Linked DNA regions of Homo sapiens: region 2 is linked to region 1. Evidence: chromatin loops called from intact Hi-C (ENCODE). Cell type or tissue: heart right ventricle. All regions are shown on one strand.

Region 1 (5,000 bases):
CACTATCAACAATATTGTGTGGAAAAACACACATGAATGCTTTTCATGAAAAGGTATTCAGAAGAATCAGGCTCAATGTTCGGGACTTTGGTAAATTCATTTTGCTTATATTTTCCTTTCCTACATACACACAGTACTAAGCAAATCTATGTATAAGTGTCTAAAAGCACTAAGTATAAAGTAAAAATTCGATATGACATAACATATTGTCATAGTTTTATTAGCAGCTCTTTTCCTTTCTTTTGAGTGGAACATATAATTGAAGATAGGTTAGATTTGAATAGATAACAATAAATTGAATAGGCACTAGGTCTGTGAGTTTGTAAACTTCCCTCAGTGAAGGACCAGAGCTTGGTGTTTTGTTGTTGTTTTGGTAGGTATTTTGTTGTCTGTTGGAAATGAGGTAAGAAGATCCTATGAAGTCGTCACAAATATTGGTTATACTTGTTTGTAGAAGCAACATAATTTCAAGAAAAGCCACCTTCTCACATCACCTTTTACAGCTTCTTAACATAGGTCACAGGTTGCATTTTGAATTAGGTGAATACTCCATTTGTCAGTCGGTAACCACTTCTGAAATTAATTTATTATATTTCCCCAATATAACAGCAATACATGTTGGTATAGAAAACACCTTATATTAAAAAAAAAGTCTATGTACCTACATGTGAGTATGTAATCAGCCATGTCTTCCACCCAATGTGGAAAATTTCTTTCTTAAAAATTTTCTTAGGCCAGGAGCGGTGGCTCACACCTGCAATTCCCAGCACTTTGGGAGGCCAAGGTGGGTGGATCACCTGAAATTGGGAGTTCGAGACCACCCTGACCAACATGGAGAAACCCTGTCTCTACTAAAAATACAAAATTAGCCGCGCGTGGTGGTACATGCCTGTAATCCCAGCTACTCGGGAGGCTGAGGCAGGAGAATTGCTTGAACCCTGAAGGCGGAGGTTGCGGTGAGCCGAGATCGCATCATTGGACTCCAGCCTGGGCAACAAGAGCAAAACTCCGTCTAAAAAAAAAAAAGTTTCTTATACATTTTTCGATGCCGTTTCTTTTTTTCTTTGTTTATGAAAATGTCTCAGATCAAAGTAATATATCTTCATTGTCCAGGATATTTCGTTAAGTATAGAAAAATATAAAGCAGCATGAAACATACTATCCTTCATCTCACCACCCAGAGATCACATCTTAATATTTTTGGCCATTGCATTCAATCTAGGGCAAAAACAGGCAGCATAACTTGCACACAGTGGATGCTCACTGCATCCCTGCTGAATGCATGAATGCAGAAAGAGAACTTGGAGAAGGGCCCATTTGTCTTGCTAATAGAATCAATTATACAGCTCTTATGGTCTAAAATTATTTGTCTTCTCAAGTTTGCCTCATTATTGTCACACAGCAGGAGCCTGGCCAAGACACAGCCATCTTTCTACTATTTGACAACCAAGCACTTTGGAAGGAATGGTCACTGTTTTCACTTCATTCCTGTCATTCATTCTCTCACTCATTAAATAAATATTAAGTGCCCACCATGTGCCGGAAATACGGAGAAGAAAAAAAAACATGACCCCTGCCCTCATGCAAATTACTGTGTAAAGACAAAAGACAATAAACATAAACACATAAATATATATATATACAAAATTTTATAAGTGCAAAAATAGAAGAGAACAAGTGGCTGGGAAAATAAACGGGGCAATGGTATAATTAAGGAGGGGACAGGGAAGGCCTTTCTGACGCAGTGACAAGTCGGGTCAAGAAGGAACGAAAGGGAAGGTTATGAGGCTGTCAAACTTTGAGTGTGGCCAAAAAAATAATGAAGAAAGTGATGGAGGAAAGACTAGGCTGAAGAAGTAGGGCAGTAGTGAAGTGTCTTGTAAGCCATGCTAAGGATTTTGAGTTTTATTCTATGTACTGTTGGAAACCAATACTTTTTTTGTAGTGTAAATTGAGCTTATTTTTCACAGATAGGTTTCAAGATGCAAAGCATACAAGGACCAAAAATAATTATATGAAAACTCTCCCTCCCTCCGGTTTCCTAGCCACCCAGTTTCCCTCTTCAGAGCTGCCAGTCTTTCCTACGGAAAGACTCTAGGCACAAACAAGCCCATCTATCTGTTTATATTATAATGCATTTTCAGCACTGGGACGAGCCCATCTGATTTAAGACCACCTGAATGCTGAGAGGGCATGACTCTGCGTTAGAACTCTGCGCTACTGCCCACGCATCTCACAAAGTCTACTACGCCGCGCGTTCTCGGTTTCAACGCACCTCCAGGATTCAGGGCTTCCTAAGCTGCAATTCAGCAGGGCTCCCTTGCTTGTTCTCACTCTGTGCCCCCGGCAACGACCCCGCGCGCCTACACTCCCGTGCCGCCTCAGCTACTAGTCCGCAACTTCTAGCCCCAAAACGCTGGAGCTCAGAACCCAGCTCAGGTGCGCTCGTCGGTTTCCCAGGGAGACTGGGGCTGATTGTAGGCACGCGGGGGCGGGAAGACAGCTTCTTGCTTCTGGCTGCGATGGAGGCGGATCTGGGCGGGGCCGAAACGGGGGCGGGGCCAAGTGTGGGGGCGTAGTCAGGCGTGGGGGCGGGCCGGCGCCGGCGCCGCGGTCGGCGGCAGCGCTCTCCTAAGCTCTCGCGGCTGCGCTTCGGTCCCGGACCCGGGCCACCCACGGGGTAGTGGGTGCTCCTCGGCCCCGGACATTGCAAGCCCCAGAAGGTAAATTTGCGTGGGAGCCGCGCACCTGGAGCGCGAGGGTACCCATGATGAGGGCGGGAGGCTGGATGGCGACAGAAGGGAGCGTCCCGCGGCGAGTTTCCCAAGAAAGCTGAACTCGTCCCAAGTTTCTTGTGCCTCGGCTTGCACTCAGTGAATGGGTGGCGGGCTCATTTGCTGCGGGTGGTCTTTTGGCGCGGGAGGGACGCGGAGGTGATTGGATTAATCCGCCTGGGCGGCAGCCCAGATTTCTGCCGGGAACCGCGCACCGCAGTGGTGCAGTTTTTGCCCGAGAAAGGGCGGGTAAGTGCGGTGCAGTCGTGTCCTGCGCAGCAGCAGGGGGACCGCCGGTCTGGGAGCACGCGAGTCGGCCAGGCGTCCCCGGTTGTCCAGAGGCACAGTTTCCTAACTTCTTTCCTCTTTAGGCAAGACTAACTCGGTGTTGCTCCTCCCGGCGCTGACTTCGAGGCCCGGCTATGGACGGCGAGAGCGAGGTGGATTTTTCTAGCAACAGCATAACCCCTTTGTGGCGGAGGCGGTCGATTCCTCAGCCCCACCAGGTTCTGGGCCGGAGCAAGCCGAGGCCCCAGTCCTACCAGAGCCCCAACGGGTTACTAATTACGGATTTCCCGGTGGAGGACGGAGGGACGCTCCTCGCAGCGCAGATTCCCGCCCAGGTGCCCACCGCCTCGGACAGCAGGACGGTACATAGGAGCCCCCTGCTTCTGGGCGCCCAGCGGAGAGCGGTGGCCAATGGTGGGACGGCATCCCCGGAGTACAGGGCTGCCTCTCCTCGACTTCGACGGCCCAAGTCACCCAAGCTCCCCAAAGCGGTGCCTGGCGGCTCCCCGAAATCCCCAGCAAATGGCGCGGTGACCTTGCCTGCGCCGCCGCCGCCGCCGGTTCTGCGCCCCCCGCGGACTCCTAACGCGCCCGCCCCCTGCACCCCCGAGGAGGACCTTACTGGGTTGACTGCCAGCCCGGTGCCTTCGCCCACTGCAAATGGCCTTGCCGCTAATAACGACTCTCCTGGGTCAGGTTCGCAGTCCGGCCGGAAGGCAAAGGACCCCGAACGGGGGCTCTTTCCTGGGCCCCAGAAAAGTTCTTCGGAACAAAAACTCCCCCTCCAAAGGCTGCCCTCCCAGGAGAACGAGCTCCTCGAGAATCCTTCCGTGGTTTTGAGTACAAACAGCCCCGCCGCCCTCAAAGTGGGGAAGCAGCAGATCATTCCGAAGAGTCTGGCCTCGGAAATTAAAATAAGTAAATCCAACAATCAAAATGTGGAGCCCCACAAGAGACTCCTCAAGGTGCGCAGCATGGTGGAGGGCCTAGGAGGACCCCTGGGTCACGCAGGGGAGGAGAGTGAGGTCGATAACGACGTGGATAGCCCAGGGTCTCTGCGGAGAGGCTTGCGGTCCACGTCTTATCGCAGGGCAGTGGTCAGTGGCTTTGATTTTGACAGTCCTACCAGCTCGAAGAAGAAGAACAGAATGTCCCAGCCTGTTCTGAAAGTGGTGATGGAAGACAAGGAGAAGTTTTCCAGTCTGGGAAGGATAAAGGTAAAAGTGGGCAGGAGTGTGGCACGCCATTCACTAAGCGGAAAGTAAATGTGTTGGGAGTGGGGAGGAGGAGCGTAGAGGAAACCCGAAGAAGTCATTCCGTTTTAATTCTGTGTTTTGCTCTTGATTGCTAGTGTACATCCAGCTCTTGGCCACTTTGATGCTGGCAGGCACAGCCGAGTTTAGTGCAACTTTGTGGGAAGAAGTGAAATTCATCACTTTTAAATTTCTAAGCTCAGGCAGAATTGGGGGGGACAAGAGTGAAATATGGCAGATTATTGGCTGAGTGAGTCTTTACCACTTTTAAAAGAGATAGCTGAAAGGGGGAGGAGCATGTTCAGAACCGCACTCTGCAGTCAAGTTGTCTGGAGTTTGCTTAGAGGTTTCAGTCAATGATAGCTGTTATCACAGCTGATTCAGAAAAATACTGATTCCTGTTTGAGCCTGTTGATTATTTTTTGCTTTTACTTACTGAATTTTGAGTGGTTACTACGCACTTGATGTCATTCAGGTAGAATGTGAATTTGAAAATCAGTTGCCAGGATCACAAAAGACATAAATATTTTGTCATCTTTTTTGTTGCTTGTTTTTGTCACCGTGGCCTTTGGTTGTGTTTTATTCCCGTTGTATGCCCATTCATCCTTGAGTGCATGTAACAGATTGGCAGCTGAAAACTTAAGGTTAGGGTGGACACTGTGTGGTATTGCTCCCCTATATTGTC
Region 2 (5,000 bases), 110 kb after region 1:
CAGAGCCAGGATTCTAATCTGAGTCTTTGTTTCCAGAGGCTCAATTTCTTTATGTTCATTACTTCTTCATTTTATTTTTCTAGAATATTTCACTTTTCCCCTCATCCTATAAAGTTATTGGGGGAAAAAAGCATAGAAACTTACAACTTTTTTGTTTGTTTGGAGAAACATCTTTTCCAAAGTAAGCTTTTGTTGAGTATTTTTATAGTTTTACTGGTTGTAGGAGAAAACTAGAACCAGTACCAAATCATATTTGTGAGTTTTCCTCTGCCATTAGCTAATCTAGCATCAGAATCTGGGGAAGAGTTTCCCTTTGTTAACATTTCCTTCCTGCAGACATTTAAGACAGGAGATTTCTACTTCCTGATTTCTGGTTCCATAAATACTGTGTATAGCTTGAGCCCTGGTTACAACTTTCTAGGTTTTATAAAAAGGTTTTCAAAATTTTTAATTTTTTTTTCAGGTTTTATAAAATTTTCTGTAATAGCAAACTACTAGGTCATTATCATAAGGTCAAGGACTTAAGTTCAAATTTGGATTTTCCCAAATAGTTTGAACACCCAGTGGCTCAAAGCTGTGCAGGCTCCCTTGAAAGGTTCATGGCCTGGTTTGGTTCCATTTTTTGCTTTTTCCATGAGAATGCTCTTTCCTATTATAGAAAGCTGAAAATCACCTGATACCTGTTTCATCTGCAGAATAAACTCGTTCCTAGGGAAGTCAAGAGTATCCTGGCTAAAGGAAAGGCAGTAAAAATGATTGCAAGCTCCTTTGTTCCTGAAACACATGAAGCTTGCTTATTTCTGACCATTTTGGAATTGAGTTCTAAATTCAAGATGGCAAGATGGGGTGGAAAAGAAATGGGAGCCCTGTTTCCTTTTTGCTCCTTTTTTTCTTCCGCTGTCATTTGCAGCCTTGATTCCTCTGATGTTATGAGGTATTGTTTCCCCTGCATCTGTAAGGAGAGTTGGCATTGCTGTTAAATGTTGAAAGCTGCCACTACTGAGAAGCACAATATCGATGCCTGGGGTCAGAAAACTGAGCTCAAATCCTGGGCAAATTACTTCTCGTCTCTCAGAGCCTCAGTGTTCTATCTGTAATATGGGGATAATAACATCATCTTCATCATGGAGTTTCTGTGAGAATTAAATGAGATAATGCACATAAAGCTCTTACTACAGTGAATATGAATAGTCCTGCTAAGTAACTGATACATGCTATCATTAAGATTATTTTTGGTATTGTGTTCTCTCTCTAAAGATTTTGCCGTAAATCAAATTATTGCCCTTCTGCTTCTAGAATATTTTATTGTTTTTAAAAAATGATTTTAAACCTTTACGTAATTGCTACATAGCTGAAGGTACGGCACGCTCTAGGACCAGACATGAATTTATGGCCTCCAGAACATGAGCAGTTTAGGAATAAATGCCTTTAACTCTATGCCTTTCCCTCCTCATGAAACCCATGTCAGGCGGCAAGTGAGTGAGGAAAAACTATTGGTCAATTTTTATTCTTTATAAATTGGTGTAAATCATGTGTACACGTTGTAGTAGCAGTTTTTTTTTTTTTTCACTATTCCTAAATGACTAGGAGACACTATAACATTGTTGCTGAAAAATGTGAAATAAATAGTATATTTTTCCTTTTTATTGATGTCGTCAGTAGTGTGGTACTCCTGAATTGGAGTGTGGGGTTGCTGTATAATTTGGATAACCTTGTTACCCACTTAAGAAGCTGTGCCTGCTCTTCAGGGCTTGCTTAGTTCAGCTTATCCCAGGGAGAGAGCTTCAGAAAGGTGGTGACAGCCTCTCAGAACTGTCCATCTCCTCTTTTTCAAGGACTATGGGTTCAGAGCATCCCATGAGCAGCCACAGAAGTGCTGGGCTGTGGCATCTGGTGACCCTTGGTGACAGGGATGGGGCTTCCTGGCCCTTTTCTGGGTCACTGGCCATCTTTTTTGGTGGCAGTCATACTGATGAATGGGGATCCTCATCTCCACTATTTGTTATATTATTAACAATGAAATAGGATGTATGTGGCATGTTTGTTAGACTTCAGAATTAGCTTGAGGAACTGAGCAAGTAAGCCTATTTGAAATCAGTTTCTGGATAAATATTGTGCCTTGTTTTGCTGGTCTGAGCACTTGCCAAATTGTGGATTTCTTGACATGGGTATTTAGCTCTAATTATGCTTGGTCCACTTGTGCATTTGCAAAACATATAATTATCAGGCTTTTAACAAAATGTCAGGCAATTTAAATGGATGGCGTTCTGTTAAGAAAATAAAAAAAATAGCTGACATTTACTGTAAGTCAGGCATGATTGTAAGTGCCTTACACACAATGAGGTAATAAATGTATTATCTCATTTAATCCTCTCAACAATCCAGTCAAGTTGGTACTGTTATTCCCACTTTACAGATGAGAAAACTGAAGCACAGAGAGGATCAGTAACTTGCTTTGGTTCACAAAGCCAGTGAGTGAGTGGGTTTCTTTCTTTCTTTTTTTTTTTTTGAGACGGAGTCACCCAGGCTGGAGTGCAGTGGCATGATCTCGGCTCACTGCAACCTCCAACTCCTGGGTTCAAGCGATTCTCCTGCCTCAGCCTCCGGAGTAGCTGGGACTACAGGTGCTTGCCACCACGCCCGGCTAATTTTTTTTTTCTATTTTTAGTAAAGACGGGGTTTTACCATGTTAGCCAGGATGGTGTGGATCTACTGACCTCGTGATCCACCTGCCTTTGCCTCCCAGAGTGCTGGGATTACAGGTGTGAGCCACTGCATCCAGCCTAGAATTGGGTTTCTTACCAGACATTCCAAATCATGGCTCTACTCTTACCTGCTGTGCCATATTTCATTCCTTTAAAATTGTATATTATTCCACTAAAAACATGTTAGTAGTATAATTCTAAAACCAAATTGAAATGGAAATCAACCTCAGTCAAGTGAAAAAAAATTTTTAACTCCTTGACTTAAAATAAATTTCAGCATAAATTCAATGTCCTTCATCCCAGCAAAGTTTGACTAGAGTGTTTCTGTTCCATTTAAACACACGATCAAGTGCGACGGTTTAGGAATCATGTTTTTTAGAAGGAGAAGGGAAACAAGTTGAAATCTACAGAACACTTTTTCTCATACATATATTGGAGGAAAGTAGGAAGAATTTCCTTTGATCTCATAAACCCCATTAACTCCTGTGTATCAGTGCTACTGGGGGGGAATGTCAGAGCCATTAAATTCCTCAGAGGGATTTAATGCACGACAGTCTAGAAGAGGATCTTGGAGAGTGTCCCCAAAGAAGAATGACTTAGAAATGTCACAGAAGGCATTAGAAGATAGAGTTTCAGGATTCACAGTTGCTCAGTGTCACTAGATTCTGTATACATGCAAAGAGAAATAATGGTGAAATCCAGGTGTTTAATTTGGTGGGGTGATGGGCCATGGTGGCCTTCGGAAGCCATTTCACTGGCCTGTAAGCACAAGGGTCTGAAAAAACGCAGGCAGCTGCTAACTCAGGAAACATTTGTTGTGGCACCAGCACATTCTAGTAAATATTTTTTTCGGGACAGAAAAGCTATGTGAATGTTCTAAAGCCTATGGAAAGGAAACTACTGAATAGGTAAAAAATAAATGTCACTATCTTGAGAATATATGCCAAAAATCATATGAATATCAATGATGTGATAAATCTCAATAGCATCTTTTCTTTTAAATTAAACCTTTTTACAAAAGGAAGAACTGGAAGTGCTGCTTGGGTTTCCATCTGTCGGATTTGGGCCATAAAACAGAGTTTTAAAACAATGTAAGCGGGTACGTGAGAGTTACACCTACAGCTGGGGCTGAGAGACGTGGGTTGTGGGAAAGCTGGCTTGTGCAGTCTAACCCTTTCCCTTGCCTCCCCATCACCATCCTTCCTTTCACTATCCTGGGTGCATCTTGGTAAGCTAGCCTATTTTCCATTCCTGTTCATCCGTATTAAGTATCTAAAATGCTTGCTAATAAGGATTAAGATGAGAACTTGCCCTAAGGTATGTACATGTTTAACAGCACCTCTCTGACCACAAGGCAGGCCGTTAAAGGTCTGTATCCAGCAGAAAGACCTGTCTTGTCACTTAGTTTTTCTTCACAACTCTTTATGTACCCAGAGCTTGGGTCCAAGGAAATATCCTGGTTTAAGGAGTGAGATTGGGATCAACATTTTAAAAAAATATTTGATATGTTTCCCCAAATGTCCCAATATTATTTATTGATTAACCCATTAATTTTTTTAGAGATTTGAAATGTCACCTCTATATCCCCAGACATGTCTGTGTCAACTCGCAAACCCACTATTCTGCTTCACAATTCATCAGTCAACTCGTGCCCTTGTCCCAGTCTTTGAATTTCTGCAGCTTTACAGTATGTTTATTTTTTAATTTTTTAATTTTAATTTTAATTTTTTTTGAAGCGGAGTCTCACTTTGTCGCCCAGGCTGGAGTGCGGTGGCGCAATCTCGGCTCACTGCAAGGTCCGCCTCTCAGGTTCACGCCATTCTTCTGCCTCAGCCTCCTGAGTAGCTGGGACTACAGGCGCTCACCACCGCGCCCGGCTAATTTTTTGTATTTTTAGAGACGGGGTTTCACCGTGTTATCCAGGATGGTCTCGATCTCCTGACCTTGTGATCCGCCCGCCTTGGCCTCCCTACAGTATGTTTTAATACATCATAAGGCTAGTTTATTCTTTTTTTTTTCCACAATCTTTCTGGCTATTTCTGCATGTTTATTTTTTTTCCGTGTTTTACAATCAACTCAACTATTTCTACTCCCTGCCATCTCTCAAAAAACCCTTGCTTGTGTTTTCACTGGGTTGTGTTTAAATTATGTATTAATTTAGGAGGAATTGGTATCTTGATAATATCAAGCTTTTCTATTCATTAATTTGGGCCTTCTTCTAAAGTTGTTTAAGGTTATCTACATATAGAAGAAACCTGTTAAGTTTAATCCATATTAAGGGTTTTGTGGGTTTTG

What was found. Hi-C counts contacts between places; a loop is a spot of excess contacts. Peaks named below come from ENCODE experiments on the same cell type or tissue, not always from the same donor. Only the 100,000 strongest peaks of a DNase experiment are listed, where the experiment ranks them.
Region 2: a loop joins it to region 1, with 8 times the contacts of the local background. A loop is called at or near these places in 12 of 110 quality-filtered maps.

The regions. Positions count from the first base shown.
Region 1 is chr3:154,118,797-154,123,796 of GRCh38, forward strand. ARHGEF26 (Rho guanine nucleotide exchange factor 26) reads left to right here and starts at 2,594. Exons shown (of 15, transcript NM_015595.4): 1 at 2,594-2,723; 2 at 3,146-4,279. The coding sequence starts at 3,197. ARHGEF26-AS1 (ARHGEF26 antisense RNA 1) reads right to left here and starts at 2,414. Exons shown (of 4, transcript NR_037901.1): 1 at 2,276-2,414. In heart right ventricle, a CTCF peak has its summit at 3,025; DNase peaks (open chromatin) are centred at 2,495, 4,102 and 4,255; H3K4me3 peaks cover 3,445 bases; H3K27ac peaks cover 2,270 bases; H3K27me3 peaks cover 2,010 bases.
Region 2 is chr3:154,230,347-154,235,346 of GRCh38, forward strand. The region is part of intron 11 of ARHGEF26 (Rho guanine nucleotide exchange factor 26); the gene reads left to right. Among named protein-coding and RNA genes, the nearest start is that of DHX36, 92 kb to the right of the region's middle. In heart right ventricle, no CTCF peak of the experiment used is centred here; no DNase peak of the experiment used is centred here; H3K27ac peaks cover 1,067 bases.